2 separate regions of the Homo sapiens genome follow, and region 2 is linked to region 1. A link is an interaction called in ENCODE POLR2A ChIA-PET data of the cell type or tissue named here. Cell type or tissue: HepG2. All regions are shown on one strand. Each heading gives the region's core, and the rest is flanking DNA. Links, peaks and the distances in the headings are about the cores only. Region 1 has its middle 12 kb from the start of LINC01700. Region 2 overlaps ETS2 (ETS proto-oncogene 2, transcription factor).

The links. ChIA-PET counts read pairs that join two places held together with the same protein. Peaks named below come from ENCODE experiments on the same cell type or tissue, not always from the same donor. Only the 100,000 strongest peaks of a DNase experiment are listed, where the experiment ranks them.
Region 2: POLR2A ChIA-PET joins it to region 1 with 5 read pairs; 3 of 35 experiments call an interaction of 5 or more read pairs at or near these places.

Annotation. Positions count from the first base shown.
Region 1 is chr21:38,961,230-38,971,029 of GRCh38, forward strand. No RefSeq gene overlaps it. Among named protein-coding and RNA genes, the nearest start is that of LINC01700, 12 kb to the right of the region's middle. In HepG2, for the core only: no CTCF peak of the experiment used is centred there; DNase peaks (open chromatin) are centred at 4,242 and 4,972; H3K4me3 peaks cover 593 bases.
Region 2 is chr21:38,819,431-38,829,230 of GRCh38, forward strand. ETS2 (ETS proto-oncogene 2, transcription factor) reads left to right here. Exons shown (of 10, transcript NM_005239.6): 8 at 73-336; 9 at 2,156-2,274; 10 at 3,244-5,525. The coding sequence ends at 3,459. Among named protein-coding and RNA genes, the nearest start is that of ETS2, 18 kb to the left of the region's middle. RefSeq lists an enhancer at 2,971-3,508. In HepG2, for the core only: no CTCF peak of the experiment used is centred there; a DNase peak (open chromatin) is centred at 5,031.

The DNA of each region.
Region 1 (9,800 bases), core at 2,743-7,742:
CGATTCATTTTACTGTTTCTTGGTGAACTGACTTGTATTATCTCCCTTTTCGCTACCCTTATTAGTTTCCTACAAACCACTACAAGTTAGCAGCTTAAAACCACACATGGCGGGGCGTGGTGGCTCACGCCTGTGATCCCAGCACTTTGGGAGGCCAAGGTAGGCGGATCACGAGGTCAGGAGTTGGAGGCCAGCCTGGCCAACATGGTGAAACCCCGTCTCTATTAAAAATACAAAAATTAGCCGGGCGTGGTGGCACGCTCCTGTGGTCCCAGTTACTCAGGAGGCTGAGGCAGAAGAATCGCTTGAACCCAGGAGGCGGAGGTTGCAGTGAGCCAAGATTGCACCACTGCACTCCAGCCTGGGTGACAGAGCAAGACTCCATCTCAAAAAAAAAAAAACAAAAAAAACATGTACTATCCTACAGCTCTGGAGGCTGAAAGCTCAAAAATCAGCCTCACTGGGCTAAAATTATGGTGTTGGCAGCGCTGGTTCCTTCCGGAGGCTTTAACGGTGAATTGTTCCTTTGCCTTTCCAGCTTCCAGAGGCTGCCCACGTTCCTTGGCTCATGGCCCCTTCGTCCATCTTTAAAGGCAGCAGCAAAACCCAAGTTTTCTCCACCTTCTCTCCCTCCTTCCATCATCACATCACCTTTTCTGACTTGGACGCACCCAAGTCCCCCTCATAAAGTCCCTGTGATTACACTGGGCCCACCCAGATCACCCAAGACCATCTTCCCCCCTCAAGATCCTTCACACAATCACGTCTGCAAAGTCCCTTCTGCTGTGTCAGGTGACACATTTGCAGCTTTTGGGAACATTACTTCCTCTCCCACTGCATTTTGGCGAGCACAAAGCTGAGACATCTCACAAGAGTGATCCCTGATCTGGGATTTGAGAAGTATGGTCACTAGAAATCAGACAGAAATCTGCCCACCTGCACTGTGGGTGTCATCCCACTATTTAAACACCAGCTAAAAAGCTCTAGGGTGTCTGCAGATGCCATCAGCCCAACTTCAATAATGACCATATCTATGTGGGCCTGTGTGCTTACCCACTGCAAATCTAAACAGCTGTCACCAAAACATCCCAGATCCATCCCCTCTCTCTGCCCTACTGCTCCCCCTGGTCCAAGACACCACAGTCTCTCCTGGGGACACCTACAGCAGCTGCCTGAACAACCTTCCCACTTCCTGCTGGGCATCCTGTAGCCCCTGGCCCATGCAGCAGCCTGTGGCCTCCCCAGAAGGTATACCCAGTCCCATCAGTTCCAGCTCAGAAGCCCCCACTGGCTTCCCAGAACATATGGAGTTAAATTCAAGGCTCAAGTGGCCTCACAGCCCTCATCCTATGGCCCTAGCTCCCTCTCCAACCCCATCTCACTCCTCACCTGCTTAGTTCATCCTCCCTATGCCCAGAGTTTTCTCTTCAGTTCTTCATATGATACTGGGTCTTCTTCAGGCCTCTGGCCCCAGCAGTTCCATCTGCTGAATCCACCTCCAGGCCTCACCTTTTTGGCCTGGGATGGAGTGTGTTGACTTTGATCACCAGCCATTCTATCCTCCTCCAAGGCAACTTATGACTGCCTTGAGGAAGCTGGATGTCATGTCCCCCCAGGTTTCACATACCGAAGTCCTAACCTCAAGTACCTTAGAATGAAACTGTATTTGGACATGGGGTCATTGCAGATGTAATTAGTTGAGATGAGGTCATCAGGGTGGGCTTTAATTCAACATGCTGGTGTGCTTATAAAAAGGGGAAACCTAGACATGGACACGCACACAGGGAGAACACCCTGTGAAGACAAAGGCAGGAATCGGAGCAATGTGTCTACAAGCCAAGAAGCACCAAAGATGGCCAGCAACCCAGCAGAAGCTGGGAAAAGGCCTGGAAGAGATTCTCCTTCACAGCCTCAGGAAAACCAACCCAGCTGACACTTTGGTCTTGTACTTCCAGCCTCCAGAACGATGAGACAAAAAATGTCTGTTTTGTTGTTGTTGTTGTTGTTGTTGTTGATGATGATGATGGAGTCTCACTCTGTCACCAGGCTGAAGTGTAGTGGCACGATCTCGACTCACTGCAACCTCTTGCCTCCCAGGTTCAAGTGATTCTCCTGCCTTAGCCTCCGAGTAGCTGGGACTACAGGCATATGCTACCACACGCAACTAATTTTTTTGTATTTTTAGTAGAGTGGGGGTTTCACCATATTGGCCAGGATGGTCTCAATCTCTTGACCTCGTGATCCACCCGCCTCGGCCTCCCAAAGTGCTGGGATTACAGGTGTGAGCCACTGCGCCAGGACAAATGTCTGTTGTTTAAGCCGCCCAGTCTGTTATGGCAGCTCTAGGGAGCTGATATGCTGGGAAAGCTACCATCATATTTTCTGATCCCTTGCAAGGACTCTAGAAGAGTAGGCCCCCCAACTCAACTCAATGCCCTTGCGTAGGGTTTGGACGGTGGAGGTGAGTGGAAGCAGGCGGCTGTGTTGCTGCTTCTTGGCTGGTGCTCTTGGGTGGCCCAGCTGTGGCAGCACTGGGGGTTCCTACAACAGTGTCAAGAGGCTTTGTTTTGTGAGTGTCATGAGGCAGTTCCCATGGCTACAGGCAGGCTGCTCCCAGACCCCTGGATCCAGCCTGTAACACATTCGTGTGTGTGTGTGTGTGTGTGTGTGTGTGTGTAAAGATGGGGTCTCACTATGTTGACCAGGCTGGTCTCAAACTCCTGGGCTCAAGTGATCCTCATATCCTCCCATCTCGGCCTCCCAAAGTGCTGGGATTACAGACATGAGACACTGTGCTGGCCTGTCACACTTTTTTTTTGAGACAGAGTCTCGCTCTGTCGCCAGGTTGGAGTGCAGCGGCATGATCTCGGCTCACTGCAACCTCTGCCTCCCGGGTTCAAGCGATTCTCCTACCTCAGCCTCCCGAGTAGCAGGGACTACAGGTGTGCACCACCACGCCCAGCTAATTTTTGTATTTTTAGTAGAGACAGGGTTTCACCATGTTGGCCAGGATGATCTCAATCTCTTGACCTCGTGATTTGCCCGCCTCAGCCTCCCAAAGTGCTGGGATTACAGGTGTGAGCCACTGCGCCCAGCCCTGTCACACATTCTTGAGCCAGTGGCTACTACCCCAGCTACTGGTTCCTGATTTTCCTGACAGCAGCAGTGAGCGCAGCTCCGGGCAGCCCACGGGGTGTGATTTGGGGAGCTGCTGTGGAGGCCCAGCCTTCTGAGGGATTCTGAAAGTACCTAATACCCTGCATTAAATCCTGTTCTGCTCAACTTAACCAGAAGGACAGCCTTTCCTGCAGGTGGACACTGGCAGCCTCACGTTTAGAAACAGATGCTGCTTTCCTCACGGACACCATCCACTCTTACACCACCCTCACTCTCACTGAGCTGTTTTCTATTGCACTCACAGGTATTTAAATGTGCTGCGTTTACTCGTTTGTTTGTGTACTTATTGCCTGAATTGTGACCTCCATGGAAACATCGACCTTGTCACTGGGCCTCTCTTCCGACATCCTCATGCCTAGAACAGCGCTTGGTGCAGTGGCCGCTTTGGGGTATTTATGGAAGAAGAGAGAGAGAAAAGGAATTTCTAAGTTTGGCTTCTCCTTGAAGAAGCTTCCAAAGGCGTTTCTAGAACACTTAAAATATGTGAAAATAAGGGCTACCTAGGTTATATGTTAAATGAATTATGCTAAAGAAGACTCAGCAGTTGCTAACTTTTCTCATCTGCTCTTAAATATCCCATTCTGCTGTTTCAAATTAGAAACTCAGAGTTCCAAAACAGTGAGATCGTTTACTTCTTTTTCTAAAAAAAAAAAAAAAAAAAAAAAAGGCATTGGAATAACGGAAGTACTTTAAGAATCTATGGGGCAAGAATAGAAGCTAGTCATCGTTGTCTGTATAAACCAAAAATAAAATTCTAATGCCCCTCAGCTATCTGAACGGATCCCCCCTCTCGGCCAAGGGCCTTCCAGAGTTAACCTGAAAATCTAGTTCAGGCCAGGACGGGAAGTGGGGGTCAGACATGCCTCATCACCCCAACATCAACACAGACCTTCAGTCTGACAAGAAACATGTACAATATCTTGTTTCTGAAGCCTGCTACCTCGAGGCTTCCTCTGCATGATGAAACCTTGGTCTCCACAACCTTTCATCGTAACTCAGACATTCCTTTCTATTGATAGTAACTCTTTCAACCAATTGCCAATTGGAAAATGTTTACACGTGCTTATGACCTGGAAGTCACCCTGCCCCCGCCACCAACTTCGAGTTGTCCCACCCTTTCAGACAGGACCAACGTACATCTCGCAAATATTGATTGATGTCTCATGTCTCCCTGCAATGTATGGAAGCAAGCTGTGCCCCACCATCTTGGGCACATGTCCTCAGGACCTCCTGAGGCTGTGTCACGGGCGCATTCTTAACCTTGGCAAAATAAAACTTTCTAAATAGATTGAGACATGTCCCCGATACTTTTGGGTTCACGTCTGTCACTGAGATGGTAACTGTGGTCATTTGAATACCCCCTCACATTATCCTCATCTCGTCACAGCAGCCCTATTCATCTGGCAAATTGAGGGGGATCACTTGGAATATTATGTTTTTATTAAAAATACGATTTTGGTTTTCTAAGAGATGCTCTGGGCTGCTCTAAACCAGGGACTGCAGGGCCCACCTGTTTCTGCAAATGAGGTTTCATTGGCACTCAGCCAGGTCCATTTATTTACACATTGCCTAGGCTCCTTTCTAGAGCTGAGTTGTTGCGTCAGGGACCACATGGCCTTCAGAGCCTAAAATATTTACTCTCTGGCCCCTTAAGAAAATGTTTGTCAGCTCCTACTCTAAACAAAACCCCTGGCCACATGGCCTCTGGCGCTGCGTTAAGGTCTTTGCTGTGCCCTTTGCGGACACGGACACGCTAGGGATGAACTGACTCAGAGCCGGCCAGTTTCAGGCTCCTTCCTGGAGCGATAGGAACCTGTAATTCTCAGCCCATGTGACCAGTACTGGCCAATGAAATGCAAGCGGAACTGACCTGCGCCTCCAGGCTGAGGCAGTGAAACGCTCCTGAGCCTTTCCCCAGTCTCACTCTTCTCCCCTATGGCAACCAGCAAACTTCCAGAGAGCGGAGGCAGGGGCCCTGCACGGGGTAGAGCGCAGACTCCGCCACTGCCTACCTATGATGGGCTTGCAGTGAGCAAGAAATCAGCTGTTGCATATTATGGCACTGAGATTTTTAGGGTTGTTTGTTACAGCACGATAAGCCTAGCTCATTCTGACTAGGATGGTGGTCTTTTTGCTGTCATAATTAATTTCCATTTCTCAGGGTTTAAAAGGGTGCACTGCCCCCCCCCCCCCCCCCCGCAGATCTCAGGTGGGCATTTTTGAACTTAACTAGATAACAAAACACAGCTAAGACAAGTCCTTTTCTCCAGCAAAGATGGCAATGCTCTAATAACTCTGAGCATATTAAAGATTCTCCAAGACTCTAGCCTCTGCTGCAAAAACACATACAAATACCTACTACTACTGCTGCTGTGATGATGATGATGACAGCAATAGTGAGAATATTTTAAATATGCCAGGCACGGTGGCAACTGCTTTCCAAATATTATCATATTTAATCTGATCATTGCCCTATGAGGTAGGAAGTATTCTGATTCCCATTTTATAAATAAGGAACCCGAGGCTTAGAGAGCATCAGTGACTTGTTCAAGGTCACCCACAGCTGTCAAGTGACAGAACTTCGATAAAAATCCAGACTCCTTTAATGGAGTATGGAGGGAGGTCAGAAAACATAGGAAGTAAGGGATTGTGATTGACAATGCGTCCTTGCAAAGGGACAGGTTAAGAGACACAAGGGCAGCTGTCTGAGGTGTGCCATTCACCAGCTTCAGGAGAGAAGTGGCAGGCTACCTCCAGCTATCCAGCCCTATCCAGCCAAGGAAGCTTGGGAGACATGTTAGTTCCCGCCTTCATTTCCATCAGCAACCTCAAAGCCACCCCTTGATATGATGAAAATAACATTGTTTGATAAAGAGTTGATATTCTCAATCTTATGAAAATGTGGATTAAAGCATCTTACTGATTTATTTAATCTGAAACAAAACAGCTGTTAAAGTGAACTAAATATGGTCTGAGAAGGACTCCGTACTTCTTTTTTTTTTTTTTTTTTTTTTTTTTTTTTGTAGATGGAGACTTGCCCTGTTGCCCAGACTGGAATCCAGTGGCACAATCTCGGCTCACTGCAGCCTCCACCTCCCAGGTTCCAGTGATTCCACTGCCTCAGCCTCCCGGGTAGCTGGGATTACAGGCACACACCACCACGCCCAGCTAATTTTTGTATTTGTAGTAGAGATAGGGTTTCACAAGTTGGCCAAGCTGGTCTCGAACTCCTGACCTCAGGTGATCCAGCCACCTTGGCCTCCCAAAGTGCTAGGATTACAGGCGTGAGCCACTGCGCCCAGCCAGGGCTCCATACTTCTATATTTGAGTCCTTGTGGATGAACTGCAACCTAGCTTAATAGGTAGACAAGATTGAAAACCTAACTTAGGAGTATGCGCCCGGAACAATAGCTGAGTCTTGGCCAAGCCCAGCGGCCGTACTTCAACCACTCATATGCTGCTGAGTCTTTAAGCTGTGTTCAAATAAGGCAAACACCATACTGCAACCAATCCAGCCATCCTGTACCTCACTTCCAATTTCTGTACATCATTTCCCTTTCTTTGTCTATAAATCTTCTTCCACCACGTGGCTGCATGGTAGTCTCTGCTGTGACTCTGGGGGCTGCCCGATTTGCGAATCGTTCATTGCTCAATTAAACTCCTTTAAATTTAATTCAGCTGAAAATTTTCTTTTATCAAAGCTAAGTAAGAATTTGCCAACACGTTGAGTAAACTTAATCATTTCTTCCAACCAGATTGCATCCCCGAGTCTCTCCTTTTGGGAAATTTCAGAACCTACACTGCCGCCCAGCTCTCTGCCTTCCTACAACTCAGCCCACCCATGACCGCACCTCATTCACGGCCCAGGTGTCAGGGACAGGGCAAGGGTAAGGGGGGTTCATCCCCCTGATAATAAGAAACCCAATGCTCTTCCTACCTTCTTGGTAGAAATCGCCTCTCTGGGACTTCATGACAGCCGCCTTTCCTATGGCATACATCATTTCTCGTGTTTTAGTGGCTTTGGTTTGCTTTTGAATGTGTGGTGGGAAGTTCCATGAAATTTATTAAATAACCAGGATATCCTGTTACCTTATCAAGGCCTCTATAGAAAACCATTGCCCTGGGAGAAGGGATGAAGGCACCTGAGACATCTCATATGAATCGTGATGGCAATGTCTCCCCTGCCCTGAGACAGCAAGACTGAGAATCAGGAGAGGTGGTTCTCATTATCCCTGAAAGCATTTTAGCTTGGATGTGGCCACTTTGAGGACTATAGCTGTAGGCACCCTAATTCGTGTTTTGTGATTATCAAAATATCTTCCGAATCCTGGACAGATCATGACATCCTTAAGCCCACTATCGTGAAGCCACATGGAGGTGGTGTCAGGTACAGAGCAGAGAACATTCGAGAGGCACTGGGTTGTCTGGGGGACCTCTGGGCTCCAGGAAGGTCCACATCTGCAGGGAGACAGTCCCACGGTTGATTCTGGAAATCCAAACTCTTACGAGAGTCAACCGCCAGCTTCACTTCGCTGTAATTACCCAGGCGAAGTGAGTGAACAATCTGAGCCTCCCCATAAAGCTAGCCCTCTAATTGTTGTGGTTTAACAGCCTCAGACCTCAGGCTGGGTGGAGAGGAGGGCAGGCCTCGCAGAAGCCAGACACCCGCAGGCAGCCAGGAGCGAACACAGTGCAAATACAACTGGCTCAGTCCTACAGCTCCTGTTTGGTTTACAGAGAATACCACCTCCAAGGCCATTCGCAAGCGCGACGTCACTCTAGTGAGAAAACAAGTAAAGCTGAGCTATTGACAAAAATATCCCCAACCATCTAACAAAATAGTAAGCCCAGCATTATTTTATTCCAGTAAAAACCCAATGACATAGGCCAGGGCCACAGTTACTATACCTTTGGTTGATGATTGTACTGAGGTTTAGGAAAGTCCCACGGCCTATAGGAGGTCAGACAGCCACAGTGGCAACCCTGGGCAGCCCTGGGCCAGGCTCTGGACCAATACACAGGCCACACACCTTTTTCAAAACCAAAAAGGAAGCACACTAGCAACTTATCCTCCATTCTAAACTCCTGTCACTTCCTGGGAGACCAGGTAAGGCTCTCCTGGATGTCTTCACAGAGCGGGCTTCATACGGGATCAGCCTTGACCTCCATTCATGCAGACAGGGATGGCAAGACAAAGCCTGAACACAGCATTCAACAAACAGACCCTGTGTCCAGGCTTGGAATTTCCCACTTAGGGCTGGTGATGGACGAGGACTCTGAGAAGTTCGTTCTGTTTGAACAAAAGAGGCCATGTCAATTTCAGAACCATGTATCTCTTAAATAATGCATAGTAATGTCCTCCATGCCTCTCTCTTGGAGGATCATCCAGAGGGTGATAGCATCGGAGCTTTGATCTTGGATTTTTGTGTCATCTATTCTGCCAATTTCTGATTCATTTGTCTCAACAATTTTGCCACCGTCTTTTCCCGGATCAGGTAAAGCAAAATCCAGATCAGCCCAGGCCTGTCTGCAAACAGAAATGAAGAAACTGTGCTAAATCTCAAAGATTCTGTCCTGCCCAAGGAGTGTCCTTACTTATAAATGGAGCGAAGCCTCCTGCACCTGCTACATGGGCTCGTGTGCGCACCGAACCCAAAGCTGCTTTCTGGGCTCACCATGCAGTCTCTCCACCTGAGGCCCCCACCCAGCCCCACCCTGTGATGCCCACACTGTGGGTCCACCTCGAAGTGCTGACATTCATCACCCTTTGAGGACATTCTGTGTGTCAGGGTCTGGGCTTACACCTTTGCAAGGGCATGTTTGTTTTGACTCTAACTTTCTTCTAATAGAAACTGAACTCTTATGTCTAATGGAAGTGATAGCGGTGTCAAGCACCCCCTTCACTTTTTTGTGGATGACCAAAACCTCATGCATAGGGACCCAGCCCACTGCCTTATGCAGGGTGGTGGGCATGCAGAAGTGTTTGTGGGCTGGATTTGAAAAGCTCCCACTTCAAAGATGAGGGGTCTATTTAATCCTGTGTTGTAATGTCAGTGCAGAAGGTTGAATCAGAGAGAATCTGAGAGGAGAAATCGCAAGCATCATGGCTGATTGCTTTCCTTTGTGTCTGGTGATGTCGCTGTGCCTGAATCCACGTCACTAACAATGGCCAACTGGCTTATGCCACCTACCCCCGTGGTCAGGGGTGGCAAGGTCTGACATCAGAAAGGAGGGCAAGAGGTTTGGGAAGGCAAAACCAACATCCCCTCCAAGAAGAGAGAACCGGCCTTCCTGCAAGGCCTACCCTTGATGGCCCTACCCAAGGCCCACCTGCCCTCTCTTCCCACGGAGCCCTCTAATCTCCCCACAGCACCCATCTATACCCCCTTATGGGCCCAGCCACCATCTTCCTAATATTGCCTTTATTGATGGGCAGTTCTCATCACGGCTGCTAAGAGAGTGAGCAGCTTACATCAGCATAGCCTGTCGGTAAGCGCTAAGTGATTGAAGGAAGGAAGGAAGGAAGAAGGAAGGATGATGTGTTCTCACATCTGTCTGCTAAAACAATAAGAAGTCATTGCTTTTGTCATGCTGTGACCTTGGTCAAGCCCCCTTTTCTGCCC
Region 2 (9,800 bases), core at 1,920-6,919, 140 kb before region 1:
GATGCTATGGTCGTGCCCAAGACCAACTGTGTCCTGGAGGAATCAAAGTATGTGTTTGGTTGTCTTTGCCAGGGACTCCCAAAGACCACGACTCCCCTGAGAACGGTGCGGACAGCTTCGAGAGCTCAGACTCCCTCCTCCAGTCCTGGAACAGCCAGTCGTCCTTGCTGGATGTGCAACGGGTTCCTTCCTTCGAGAGCTTCGAAGATGACTGCAGCCAGTCTCTCTGCCTCAATAAGCCAACCATGTCTTTCAAGGATTACATCCAAGAGAGGAGTGACCCAGTGGAGCAAGGCAAACCAGTTATACCTGCAGCTGTGCTGGCCGGCTTCACAGGTGTGTGTGGAACTCCGAGAGCCTGGCCGCCCAGTCTCCTGGGTCCTGTCCCTTGCTTCCTTTCGAGCCACAGTACCACATTCACCGAGGGTGTTTCTAAGCTAGGTACACCAGTGCTCTACACTCCATGTTTTATGCGTGGCTTGCTGTATCTCTGAATTCGACAAAAGCCACACTTGGAGGAATTTTCATGTACACAGAGCTCCATGGAATGAGTGAAAATTGACAGGCCACTCCCTCCACCTGGGACGTTCTGAGGAATAGTTGGAGCAGGGGACATGGCCTGTGCAGTCTTCAGCCCTGACTCACCCACTCCAAGAATCTCAAAGAATGTAAACTGGCTTAGGGAGGGGCAGCAGAGCCAGTCTCAAATAATATGGGCACTGTTTACCTTTTCTTGCTTCTAAAATCTATCTGCTCTTATTTTTGAGGTTTGGGTGAGAGCTATTCTAGGCAGTGGACAAATATAAAGCTGTTTTTAGAAACAGGTATTTCCAGTACTTTAGCGAAAATACTGGGGCTTTGTTTTCACTGCTTCGTGTATCCTTAAATGCGTTTTTGTTTTTGTTTTTTTAACCATATGGAGCCACTGTGGATTGAAATTACCTAACTTAAAAAAATCTGATAAGTTTAAAATAAGGATACTGAGGCATTCATTCTTTTTCTGTCATCTAAGAACAATCAGCCACGTAAACGTATTAAAATACACGGAAAGAGTGTGTGAAAGCCATTATCGGTTTCATTATTGGGAGTTTAGGGCCTGAGAAGAATAAACAGCCATAACGTTAGTGTGGTTCATTTTAATAGTAACATAAGTTTCTGTTTATTGACTGCCAACTCTGTAGTTAAGTAGGCATACAGTCTGTAGGACAGCCTGGCATGGGGGTGGTATGAGGCCATTTTACAGATGGGGAAATTGGCTCACAGGCAGACAGCTATCGGTGCTCACACAGCTCTGGTTCTAGAATGCCTGTCCCGTGCTTTACAGCAAAGCTTTATTGATAACGGCCATTGCGTTTCTGAGGAAGAGCTATTTGGTAGAAAGAGGTTGGGCTTAGGGTCGGAAGATCTAGGCTCTTCTCCTGTTTGCTGTGATGGGCGTGTGATCCAGGACAAGGCACCTGGCCTCTGAGCCGCATCTTATCCCTCCTCTTTAGAACAGAACCACACTGACACCTGCTTTGCAAGGTGGTAGTTCTAAATGTCAATCGAGGACAGGTGGACGAGAAGCTCTTGGCAAAGCATGCTTCACCAGACAGAGGCTGTGAGGCAACGGGTGTGACCCCGCGTGGCTATTGAGTAAACCGGGCTCACATTAAGCAATTTACACATGGTCATTTGGCAGGAAGGTGGCATGGGATCCCACGTATGACACGCCTCATTCTGTGATGAAACACCCCCTCAGCCACCCCCATCTCTGCCCCACTGGGTGTTTCTAGAAAAAAACCTTGAAGGTTTTTACATAAGGAACAATTAAACCAGATGGGGAATTTTAATGCCAAGAGTTGGTGGCCCTAAACTTTCTTCCAGAAAGAACAAACCTAGCAATCAAGGGGAAGAGTGTCTCGCCTAGTGACCTTATTTTCTAGGAGTAGGCAGTGTGGAGCAGGAACTCACATTTGGTGCCCCGCCCCATCCCGTTAAAGCACTTAGTACTGTCACCAACACCTTGAGTGCCACCCTGAGTGTAACATCGGAACCCCATTCAGAGAGTTGGGTCTGCATTCCTAAATCAGCATGTACAATTAGGATGGTTAAAGACTTGCTGTATTTTACATCTGTGAAAGGGTATGATCCGTCTCCCTCCCTCTCCCCGCAGGAAGTGGACCTATTCAGCTGTGGCAGTTTCTCCTGGAGCTGCTATCAGACAAATCCTGCCAGTCATTCATCAGCTGGACTGGAGACGGATGGGAGTTTAAGCTCGCCGACCCCGATGAGGTATGGCCAGAGCCCTGGGAAATCTCTGGGCTTGAAAACCTGATTTCCTGCTTGCATTCAAAAACTCAGTTCTTTGGGCACAAAAAAGGGTTCACCAGTACTGCTGAGAATCTTTCCACGTGAGGCATCCTTGGCTGTTGGGAAAATGGAAGTGGAGTCATTGCTTTGTTGATAAACGTGTACAGTGTTTTCTGGGTATGCTTCATACAAGGGCGTTGCACAGATTTCACTGTCTTGATCAGTTGTCTGATCAAGAGGCCCAAGCTGCAAACTGAGGTTCTCTGCTGACCATCTGAAAATGCCTTAGGAAGGCTGCCCTTGTCCATCGGGGGAACAAGCCTCATGTGGCCCCGAGCCAGCCTTCTGTCCACTCCTTAGCTGAGCCCAGCAGTGTTGACCCCAGCCCTGCAGAGTTAGAACCAGGAGCCCTGTCTAAAGGAGAAGGCCAAGGGCAGGTGGGATACCAACCCCGCCAGAAAAGCGTTAGAGAGAAGCCCTTGGTCTCTGGCACTGGGGAGCGTAATCTGTCACCATTCCCACCCCGCCTCCAGTTCCCTTGGGAGACAAGCATTGAGGAATGAGTATATCACACAGCTCAGAATCCCACTCGGCACCTGTTAACTTCAGTAGTTGGAATATCCAGCCTGGAGGGTGGGTGACACCACCTTTCCCTGGTCTCAGGACCCTCCTGGCTCTGAACCCTTGGCTCCCAGGAGGTTTCACTGAGCTGGGGCCAGGGAGCAGGGACCTCATTCCCCAGTGGTTCTGCCCCTTGGGGACACAGTGCCCCTACCATAGGTACTCAAAGGTACTCAGAGGTACTCAAAAGGTCCTCCTGCGGACCTTGTGTAGGTGTCAAGTTCTCTCTAGAGTGAACATGCCTCAGAATCATAATCAGGGAGGAATGTCATTCACTTTTTCTTCATTGACAAATTGAGTTTAACTCTTTTCCATCCATGTTCACCAAAGGTGGCCCGCCGGTGGGGAAAGAGGAAAAATAAGCCCAAGATGAACTACGAGAAGCTGAGCCGGGGCTTACGCTACTATTACGACAAGAACATCATCCACAAGACGTCGGGGAAGCGCTACGTGTACCGCTTCGTGTGCGACCTCCAGAACTTGCTGGGGTTCACGCCCGAGGAACTGCACGCCATCCTGGGCGTCCAGCCCGACACGGAGGACTGAGGTCGCCGGGACCACCCTGAGCCGGCCCCAGGCTCGTGGACTGAGTGGGAAGCCCATCCTGACCAGCTGCTCCGAGGACCCAGGAAAGGCAGGATTGAAAATGTCCAGGAAAGTGGCCAAGAAGCAGTGGCCTTATTGCATCCCAAACCACGCCTCTTGACCAGGCTGCCTCCCTTGTGGCAGCAACGGCACAGCTAATTCTACTCACAGTGCTTTTAAGTGAAAATGGTCGAGAAAGAGGCACCAGGAAGCCGTCCTGGCGCCTGGCAGTCCGTGGGACGGGATGGTTCTGGCTGTTTGAGATTCTCAAAGGAGCGAGCATGTCGTGGACACACACAGACTATTTTTAGATTTTCTTTTGCCTTTTGCAACCAGGAACAGCAAATGCAAAAACTCTTTGAGAGGGTAGGAGGGTGGGAAGGAAACAACCATGTCATTTCAGAAGTTAGTTTGTATATATTATTATAATCTTATAATTGTTCTCAGAATCCCTTAACAGTTGTATTTAACAGAAATTGTATATTGTAATTTAAAATAATTATATAACTGTATTTGAAATAAGAATTCAGACATCTGAGGTTTTATTTCATTTTTCAATAGCACATATGGAATTTTGCAAAGATTTAATCTGCCAAGGGCCGACTAAGAGAAGTTGTAAAGTATGTATTATTTACATTTAATAGACTTACAGGGATAAGGCCTGTGGGGGGTAATCCCTGCTTTTTGTGTTTTTTTGTTTGTTTGTTTGTTTGTTTTTGGGGGGTTTTCTTGCCTTGGTTGTCTGGCAAGGACTTTGTACATTTGGGAGTTTTTATGAGAAACTTAAATGTTATTATCTGGGCTTATATCTGGCCTCTGCTTTCTCCTTTAATTGTAAAGTAAAAGCTATAAAGCAGTATTTTTCTTGACAAATGGCATATGTTTTCCACTTCTTTGCATGCGTTTAAGTCAGTTTATACACAAAATGGATTTTATTTTTTAGTTTAACTGTGTTTCTCCGACAGCTCACCTCTCTCTGACCACCCAGCCATTTCCTTCCTGTGCTCCACGTTCTTCTGTGTGATTAAAATAAGAATATTATTTTTGGAAATATGCAACTCCTTTTCAGAGATCAGGAGGGATTTATGTAGCAGCTATTTTTACTGCAAAAGTAATTCACTGGAAAAAAAATGTAATTTGTAAGAAAGCTTTATTTTTATCTCAGCTCTATGTAAAGTTAAAGTTACTGTACAGAGCTGAAGGACGGGGGGCGGTAGGGGTCTTGATGAAACCTCTTGAACGAAGCACAGTTTGTCCCATCTTTGTTCACTCGTGTGTCTCAACCATCTTAATAGCATGCTGCTCCTTTTTGCTCAGTGTCCACAGCAAGATGACGTGATTCTTATTTTCTTGGACACAGACTATTCTGAGGCACAGAGCGGGGACTTAAGATGGGAAAGAGAAAGCATCGGAGCCATTCATTCGGAGAAAACGTTTTGATCAAAATGGAGACTTTTGTAGTCGTTTCAAAAGAGCACCTGAGTCATGTGTATTCCCGGCCTTTATAAATGACCCGGTCAAGTTGGTTTCAAAGTCCGACAGGCTTGTCTGTTTACTAGCTGCGTGGCCTTGGACGGGTGGCTGACATCTGTAAAGAATCCTCCTGTGATGAAACTGAGGAATCGGGTGGCCGGGCAAGCTGGGAAGAGCAAAGCCAGAGCTGCGCTGCCTCAATACCCACAAAAGACCATTCCCAGTATACATAAGCACAGGATGTTTTTCTCAAGAGGGATGTATTTATCACTTGGACATCTGTTTATAATATAAACAGACATGTGACTGGGAACATCTTGCTGCCAAAAGAATCCTAGGCAGTGGCTCATTGTATGTGAGGTTGAACCACGTGAAATTGCCAATATTAGGCTGGCTTTTATCTACAAAGAAGGAGTTTCATGGGGTTCAGCCTAACAGTTATGGAAACTACAGTCCTTATAAACCATTGGCATGGTAATAAACAGATCTTAAGTATAAAAATTTTGTAATTGGGCCTTTACTCTCTCAATAATAAAGTATTTTGTTTATATAAATTCTTTGTGATAGTCCTCGTTCTTCCTCTCCACACCCAGCATGAAGGAGTTGGAGGAAGGATGTTAACCCCAGATCCATTCTCTACTCAAAACATTCCATCATCAAGCGGCAAGTCTCTGTTTAACTGGTTTATACACAAGTCACTTAGAAACCACAACCCAAATTGGAATCAACTTTGAGCCCTTCCTAAAAGAATTCCCAAAAAGTGCTCTCTTTCAAAACAAAAAATTCTTTTAAGAAAGTGTTATAATAGAAAGATTCAAATGTCTTTCTTTGCCAGAAGCTTGGCAGAGATAACAGAGGAGAGATTCTGGAATGTTTATATTAAGTACATTAGAATTTGAGGTTTAAGTACTTTTGGAACTGAGGCCACAACACTCTGTCCCCTCAGTGGAGTCTGACATTGGTAAGGTGATGGTGGTCTTAGGACACCTGTTTTCAAATTTGTTCTCTTTACATGCTCCAAAATTAGTGAGTATGCCAAAAAGCTTATATTCATTGGTGCGCTAGAGCCAGCTCACTGTGTTCTCCCGAGAGCTACATGTCCCTTCCCATCATCGCATCAGTAATGGTAGCTTGAGATGGGGCGTGATGAGAGTATTTACACCATGGGAATCAGCAGACACTACAAATCAGGGCCTTCTCTCCCCCAGAGTGCTGATTGTTAAACATTTACCAACACTCTACTGGTTATATCTATCAATAATTTCCATATTAGAAATTAAAGTAAATTTTAAAAGAATTCATTTAAAAATAATTTTACTTATTGGCATTAACAGCATTTTTTTCTTGCAAAAAGTAATTATTTTTTAAAAAGTTAGCATGGCATTGTTTCACATTTGCAAATCTCTTTAATGTCTGGTTTAGTATTAGAGCTGGATTCTTCTGTTTCTGCATTCAATCTGTTTGCATATATTTTGATAGAGTATGTGAAGAAAATCCGGCCTAACAGATATGTAACAGAAACAAGGAGGAGCATTTAAGACTATTTCAGATAATTGTAGATATTCTTTCTTTACTATGCCAAAACTTAACAAAGTATAATTCCTTAGTTGCAATTCAGGTATGAAACCATATTAATAAACTTTCCTAAGGTTACATTAAATTCCATTGGCCTACGTTGCACTTTGAACAGATCTTTTAGCCGTGTGTGATTTTGTAACATCCTGCATTGGTCACTTGGAAAATATTGCTTCAAAATGTTAACACATTTCAAAATATAATATTCAACAATTACATTACTTAATATCACCACAAATCACATCAGAAAATTACTGGGAAACTATCAAACTCACAGTGGTGGATACACACTTTTTAAAATTCAAATTTTCACTTGAAACCTCAAATTTTATAATCAGCAACAAATACCCCTAAGTATTTGAGGAGAGATTCTCGGATGTTTATACTAACTACATTAGAATTTGAGGTTTAAGTACTTTTGGAACTGAGGCCACAACACTCTGTCCCCTCAGTGGACTCTGACGTTGTTAAGGTGATGGTGGTCTTAGGACACCTGTTTTCAAATTTGTTCTTTTTACATGCTTCAAAATTAGTGAGTACGCCAAAAAGCTTATATTCATTGGTGTGCTAGAGCCAGCTCACTGCGTTCTCCCAAGAGCTACGTGTCTCTTCCCACCATTTTGGGGGGGAAGCGACAGGCTCACTTTATTTAGTTTTTGAGGAAGGACCAGCCAAATACCCAAATCAGAATAATTTGCCAGTTATTCTCTCAGATAAAAGTGATATTCATGAATAGAGTGGACAGTTTAGCTTGCAACTCAAATACACAATTGCATCTCCTTACAACAATCACCATATTTCAGTATGTGTGCAGACCAGTTCTTTAAGTGTACTTTCCATTTTATTACACAGAAATTAAAAAGATGTGTTTTCCATTAGTAAAAAATAAGTTTTTACTGCTTCATCAAGAGCATTCTTGAGGCCAGGTGTGGTGGCTCACACCTGTAATCCCAACACCTGGGGAGGCTGGGGTGGGCGGATCACCTGAGGCCAGGAGTTCGAGACCAGCCTAGCCAACGTGACAAAACCACATCTCTACTAAAAATACAAAAATCAGCCAGATGCGGTGACACATGCCTGTAGTCCCAGCTACTTTGGAGGCTGAGGTTGGAGAATCACTTGGACCTGGGAGGTGGAGGTTGCAGCCAGCCCGGGTGACAGAGCGAGACTCTGTCTTAAAAAAAAAAAAATTCTTGAGTGAAACTCTTATTTTTTCTTTTCTTTTTTTCTGCAAGTGCATGGTGGTGGTGGAGAGTGCAGTGACACAGTGACTGCCAACTGTTCCGGTTCACGTGATTCTGGTTCAGCACCATAGTGCAAAACCACCTGTGCTTTTATACCATCATAGCAAAGGTCAAAAAGTCAAGCGTGGATTTGTATCCTTGTAAAAATAGTCTTAACCTTGAGGATCCTTCTGAAAGGGTCTCGGAGACCTCAGAGTCTGTGGGGCACATTTTGACAATCGTTCTAGAAAGAAGAGAGGCTCACTCAGAGCAAAAGTGGTGGATCTCTGGAGGACAAAGCGAAGGTAGGGAAAATTAGCCTTTGGCCTCCCAAATCCAGTGTCCGTGCTTCCAGTCTTCTGACCTTTTCATAGCCAGGTAAGGAGGAAGCATTTCTTGTTTAAATCAAGAAGAATTGTCTAGTCTGCATGATAAAGAAAAGTTCCTTCACACAGGGTGAAATGGATACTCTCAAAGCCCTTTTCCTGCCATCCTTCTATCTTTGTTCTTTTCCATGCTCCAGTCCAATTCCAAATCTGTTTCAGGAAACAAAAAATGTATATTTTGCCACTTTTTTTTGAGACAGGGTCTTGCTTTGTTGCCAAGGCTGGAGTTTAGTGGCATGATCACAGCCCACTGTAACCTCAACCTCCTGGACTCAAGTGATCCACCCATCTCAGCCTCCTGAGTAGCTGGGACTACAGGCATGCACCACCAGACCCATCTGATTTTTAAATTTCTTGTAGAGATGGGGTCTCCCTATGTTGTCTAGGCTGGTTTTAAACTCCTAAAATCAAGGGATCCTTCTGCTTTGGCCTCTTAAAGTGCTGGGATTATAGGCATGAGCCACTGCACCTGGTCTTGCCACAGTTTTTCTGAAACTTAGAAGAAAAGAGGAAAGGGAAGGGAAATAAGTATTTAGAGAAATCATTTTTCGGAACATCTTCAAAACTGGGATTGTGCAGAGATGAAGTCATGGGGCCTGCCTGCCCGCCTTTTCCATGGCGGGGAAGAAGCAGAATTACATTTCCGTCAGTTCTGCCCCACATCCTGGCTCTCCCCCATGTCCTGGCTCTCCCCAACATCACTCAACCAGCTTTATTTATTTATTTGTTTATTTATTTATTTATTTATTATACTTTAAGTTTTAGGGTACATGTGCACATTGTGCAGGTTAGTTACATACGTATACATGTGCCATGCTGGTGTGCTGCACCCACTAACTCGTCATCTAGCATTAGGTATATCTCCCAATGCTATTCCTCCCCCCTCCCCCCACCCCACAACAGTCCCCGGAGTGTGATGTTCCCCTTCCTGTGTCCATGTGTTCTCATTGGTTCAATTCCCACCTGTGAGTGAGAATATGCGGTGTTTGGTTTTTTGTTCTTGTGATAGTTTACTGAGAATGATGATTTCCAATTTCATCCATGTCCCTACAAAGGACATGAACTCATCATTTTTTATGGCTGCATAGTATTCCATGGTGTATATGTGCCACATTTTCTTAATCCAGTCTATCATTGTTGGACATTTGGGTTGGTTCCAAGTCTTTGCTATTGTGAATAATGCCGCAATAAACATACATGTGCATGTGTCTTTATAGCAGCATGATTTAGAGTCCTTTGGGTATATACCCAGTAATGGGATGGCTGGGTCAAATGGTATTTCTAGTTCTAGATCCCTGAGGAATCGCCACACTGACTTCCACAATGGTTGAACTAGTTTACAGTCCCACCAACAGTGTAAAAGTGTTCCTATTTCTCCACATCCTCTCCAGCACCTGTTGTTTCCTGACTTTTTAATGATGGCCATTCTAACTGGTGTGAGATGGTATCTCATTGTGGTTTTGATTTGCATTTCTCTGATGGCCAGTGATGGTGAGCATTTTTTCATGTGTTTTTTGGCTGCATAAATGTCTTCTTTTGAGAAGTGTCTGTTCATGTCCTTCGCCCACTTTTTGATGGGGTTGTTTGTTTTTTTCTTGTAAATTTGTTTGAGTTCATTGTAGATTCTGGATATTAGCCCTTTGTC